Regions from separate parts of the Mus musculus genome. Here region 1 is linked to region 2. A link is a loop called in an ENCODE intact Hi-C map of the cell type or tissue named here. Cell type or tissue: gastrocnemius. All regions are shown on one strand.

The links. A loop is a pair of places that touch in the nucleus more often than their neighbours do. Peaks named below come from ENCODE experiments on the same cell type or tissue, not always from the same donor. Only the 100,000 strongest peaks of a DNase experiment are listed, where the experiment ranks them.
Region 1: it touches region 2 in a loop (2.5-fold over the local background); 8 of 42 quality-filtered maps call a loop at or near these places.

Annotation. Positions count from the first base shown.
Region 1 is chr16:44,741,913-44,744,412 of GRCm38, reverse strand. Gtpbp8 (GTP-binding protein 8 (putative)) reads left to right here. Exons shown (of 6, transcript NM_025332.3): 3 at 545-675; 4 at 1,810-1,909. Among named protein-coding and RNA genes, the nearest start is that of Gtpbp8, 3.2 kb to the left of the region's middle. In gastrocnemius, a CTCF peak has its summit at 1,496 (motif pointing left); no DNase peak of the experiment used is centred here.
Region 2 is chr16:45,156,948-45,159,447 of GRCm38, reverse strand. It overlaps Slc35a5 (solute carrier family 35, member A5), which reads left to right and starts at 775. Exons shown (of 7, transcript NM_028756.4): 1 at 775-1,066; 2 at 1,802-1,987. The coding sequence starts at 1,822. It overlaps Atg3 (autophagy related 3), which reads right to left and starts at 619. Exons shown (of 12, transcript NM_026402.3): 1 at 277-619. The coding sequence starts at 348. In gastrocnemius, no CTCF peak of the experiment used is centred here; DNase peaks (open chromatin) are centred at 183, 648 and 1,149; H3K4me3 peaks cover 1,836 bases; H3K27ac peaks cover 1,782 bases.

The sequences.
Region 1 (2,500 bases), 420 kb after region 2:
TGTAATTGTGGGGTTGTACATTCTTTAAAAATTATTTATGAGGACACTAAACTGCACATGCAAAAACATCTTGGTTTACAGAAACACTAGTCTGCAGAGGATGAATGTCAGACTTCGGATCTGGGTGTTATAAGAATCTTTGTGATAGAATAAATGTTTGATCAGCACTTTTAAGTTATTCCTCTGTATACATTGCTCATCAGAGAATTGGCTGATGGCAAACACAGCCTTAATCTGGGTGGTTTTCACAGACAGCAAAATAGGAAAGATCCTAAAATATTTTGTCTGTGTATTTCTAATATGAAATGTAAAGTTTTTAAGCTAAGCATATTTTTTGAAAAATTGAAAAGATTTAATTATGATTTAATCATTGGTGGCTACTTCTCTCCACCTTTTTTCCCCCTTGTATTTACAGTAGTTCAGAATATATACTTCAACTTTTAATAAGTATTTGTTGATTGAATACTTAGGTTCATGAACATTTCTAGGCATGAAATAAAGGATATATTTTAAGCCAGCTTTTTTTTTCCATTTACTCTATCAGGGGCACACAAAGAAAATGAATTTTTTCAAAGTTGGAAAACATTTTACATTGGTGGACATGCCAGGGTATGGCTATAGAGCACCCGAAGACTTCGTTGACATGGTAGAGACTTACCTAAAGGAACGAAATAAGTAAGGACATTCTTTTTCTTACCATTGTTAGACATTTGACCCCAAAGCACCTTAAAAGGTCAAGGTGATTCTAACATGACAGACACTGCAGATACTAAACGCCTTACTTGTAGGTGCGCTTCATCCTTGTATAACTCTAGAATATTGAGAACCAGGGTATACACTGCCTTTTTAGCTTCTGCCTAGCTCAACGGAGTCTTAACTTCATTTATTTTATCAAGCTGAAACTATAAATAGTATTCCACAGCTAGTTCATCCATTTTTTTTTTTAAAAAAAAAACAAGCTCTTAGCTGGCTAATTTGGAAAATGAAAATTGTTAGCTAATTGATTTAAATAAAATTCAGTAAACTCTGTCCATTCAATCATCACAGACTCTGAAAAATGTTATATATATTCTTTGGTCTCCATACATAATCAAGCAATAACATGTTTCAAAAACACACAACCTAGAGGAAAATAATGTTAGGCTTCTGAAGTGTAAAAAAGTAATCATAAAAAAAGGACTAGGGATATAGCTCAGTAATAGAGTACTTGCCTAACTTGTTAAAAAGCTCTGGATTTGAACTCAGCATCACTAATTTGAAAAACTATATATGTAATATATAAAAATATGTGTGTCTATATAAACATTTTATTTACAGCTTTACATATAAATGATGCAAAATTAAACTAATATTAAAAATTATAATAATTTGGGCCAGAAAGATGGCTCAGCAGATAAGAGTGCTGACTGCTCTTCTAGAGGTCTTGAGTTCAATTACCAGCAACCATATGGTGGCTCACAAATATGTGTAATGGGATCTGATGCCCTCTTCTGGTATGTCTGAAGACAGCTACAGTGTACTCATATAAACAAAATAAACAAATCTTTAAAAAAATATAATAATTTGATATTGTCTCCTTTTTCCATTAGATATTGTAAGGTCTTACAGGAGGAGGTCTCATTTATACTTGTGTCAAGTCTCGGTTTAATATGTTCTTATTGAAATAAACTGGTATTTGACAAATTTAGTTATTGGAGTACAGCAACTGCATTGAGTCCTACTAGACTACAGGATGAAGTTCCTAGTATGAGAGAGACAGATGAATGACTATATCCTGCATTGCCATTAACTTTCTTTCTATTCTTACAGTTTGAAGAGGACATTTTTATTAGTGGATAGTGTTGTTGGAATTACAAAATTAGACAATATTGCCATAGAAATGTGTGAAGAATTTGCATTGCCTTATGTGGTAAGTGCTTCCTTAGACTCATGGTGGGAGTTAGAAATCAGTTTAATATGCATTTGAATATGCAAATATGCTTGTTAGTAATAAGCAGGTATTTCCTCAGAAGGTAACAGAGTGGCTGGGGCGATGGGCCCATGGGTAAGAATGCTTGCTACACAGCATGAGGCCATAAGTTCTAATCCATAGCACCCACATAAAGAGCTGTGTGACTGTGTATATGCCTGTCACCCCAGTGTTATAGATGCTGGAGACAAGAAGACCACTCGGCTTGCTGGCTACCAACTTAGCTCCAGGTTCAGTGAGGGGCCCAGGCTCAAAGGAAAAAGCCAAGTGATAGAATAGACACACGTCCTCCTCTGGCCTCCACAGGCTGACACATGTACGTGTACACACAAGCGCACTTATACACACAAGCATACATCACACACATATAAGTTCTGTGACATTTTCATATTTGCTTCCTTTCAGTTTTAAGCTTTTAAATGTATGGAGTGTGTGTATGTACATGTGCATCTGCATATGCCACATGTGTGGGAAACCTGTGAAGGCCAGGAGAGGGAGCAGGTTTCTCTGAAGCTAGAGTTACAGGAGGTT
Region 2 (2,500 bases):
TATTTAAAAGACTATGGATGTCAGAACGTTCGTACCTCTGCTCCGCACCACCTAGCCGTGCACTCCAAGGCGGCACTGATCAGTGGAGACAGCAGGCACCCAGTTTCACTCTAGTGGAAGCGGGGAAGCCAGCAAGCCTTGGGACTGGCCCAGGAGCCCAAGGCAAGAGGCAGCACCCGGCCGCGCGACTCGCCCCTCCACCTTCTACACCCCGTCCACGCTGGGGACCGGGACTTGGGCAACCAGGGCAGAGCAAGCCAGACCCTCCCCGCTTACCTTGAGGACCGGGGTCAGGTACTCGGCCACTTCCAGAGCCTTTCCCTTCACCGTGTTGATCACATTCTGCATCCTGGGGCTGGAGCAGCGATAGGGCACGGAGGGACTGTCGCAATCCGGGCCACAGGGGAGTCAAAAACTGCCCCGGACGTGCCCGACTGGCATCGAACCTCGCAGCGGCACCGGCCCGGCCGGGGGGGAGGGGCGGCGACACGCGGAGGCCCGGCCCAGCTGTCACCTGGCCGCCACCGCAGAGGGCCCAAGCCGGCTGAGCGAGAGGCGGGTGCGCGCGCAGCCCCCGGCCTTCTCCAAGCTGTCTCTCTTCCCCGGAGCTCCACTGAACACCCCTTCCGGCTTCCCCTTCCTCTTCTCACACTCTCCCAACAGCCCCGCCGCCACCTAAGGCCTCACGTGACTCGACTCTCCCAGGACACGTGACAAAAGGAGGCCCGCGGGGGCGGGACCGGCCGGCCTCTGCTCCCTCCGGCCCGCCCCCCGGAAGCGCTGGAATGAGCGCGCCTGCGCAATGGCCGCTCAGGCTGCTCTTCCCTAGCGGGCGGCTCTTAGCTTTGTATTCCAGCCCTGGAAGGCAGCGTGAGAAGGGTTGATTTTTATTGTTTTTTGTTTGTTTTTGTTTTTGTTTTTTGTTTTTTGTCGCCTTTGCTCCCGGCTCATAGTTTCCCCACCAATGGGCCTTCAAAACCTACTGCTGCTACTACGAACTTAGGCAGTCACTATGTCGGCTCTATGATGTCCGTTCTTGCACTAGAACCTTCCCTGAGCGACTGAGGTAACCGCGCCCTCGCGGGCTGAGTGTTGTGGCTCGAGCGTGTTAAGGGGCTTGGGAGCCGCCCGCGATTCCTATTGCGCATGTGTGGGAGGGTTTCCCTGACAGTGAGGGAAACCTGGTGGAGGTGGGAGGAGTGCTGACCCATTGGCCTTCTGTCCATTGGCTTGTGCCCACCTGCTCTCTGATTTGGGCCTGTGTCTGCGGCCCTTGACGGCTCTATGTTCCCATCCTACCTGTGCGCGTTGGGCAAGTATTTACCCTGCCTGGAGTTTCGTGACCATCTGTCGTGAAAGACCGACCAGTTAGGCTCACTGACCCAAGATGAGCCTTCTGGTCCCATCCTGGTTCACTTAAGAGTCATTAGCTGTGATTCAACTATTTGCACTGAGGTCGCTTCTGTAAAAGAATCGTTCCCAGTGAGCTCTTTTTCTGCTCTGAAAGGAAAGGCCATTCCAAAATTCATTCCTTGTGGACCAAAGTTAATACGAATAAACTGCTTTTCTGCAGTCCCAAACTGTCAGTTACACATTTCCTAACTTATTTCCAATCTGGCCATCCCCTCTCTGTCTTGAGACTTGCCTCTCCTATCAGATGTTGGCAGTATGGTTTGTTTCCTTTAAGTCCTCTCTGTTGTCCTCGGCTGTCTTCCGTCTGCTGTAGTTGTGGCCAGACTTCTACAGGTTTCCTTTTCTATTCTTCACAGTCTTCAGTCTTTGCATTGTGTTTAATCCTTAGGTCTGCCGACGGGGCTGCTCATGAAAGTGATCTTCTTAAGGCAATTAAAAACCCGTGGAATGGAAAGAAAATGCTCCAGGCGCCCTGGGTTAGGCCCACCAACGCTGTACACATTCCTGCTAGGCATTATATTCATTACTCTAAGTTCAAGTCGAATCTTACTGGTAAAATACTCTGCCAATGAAGGTGAGTTAAAATGGAAATGTGTATGGGGTGCTTTTAATCATTTGCCTGGTGTTCTTATGAATAAATTATACGTGATGCCTTTTAAAGTACTATGCTTTGTGTCCATGATAAAGTGTATTGAAAATTTAAACTTTAACCTTGTGTGTTCCTTGGCAACATTTTTTTAACCCTGGATGAAATTTGGATCATTTAAGTGCAAGGTAAAGCACAGTGTATCTAACATCTGATTATACCCAGATGCCCAACAAGTGTTTCTGGATTTCTAGTAAAACATACAACTATAGCTTATTTGGAAATACAATATATTTGTTTAGTTATCTAGTTGGGCTCCTACTTGTGAATGTAAGTCTCGACTTCAGTTAATATCATGCCCTAGGCTCTGTTTTAATAGCATATTAGTTTCTTTCCTCATTGCTCTGACAAAATACTTGCCCAAAGCAGGTTAAGGAAAGGGTTTCTTTGTGCTCACTATCTGAGCGTAGGGTTCACCAAGCAAAGAGGTCATGGTAGCGG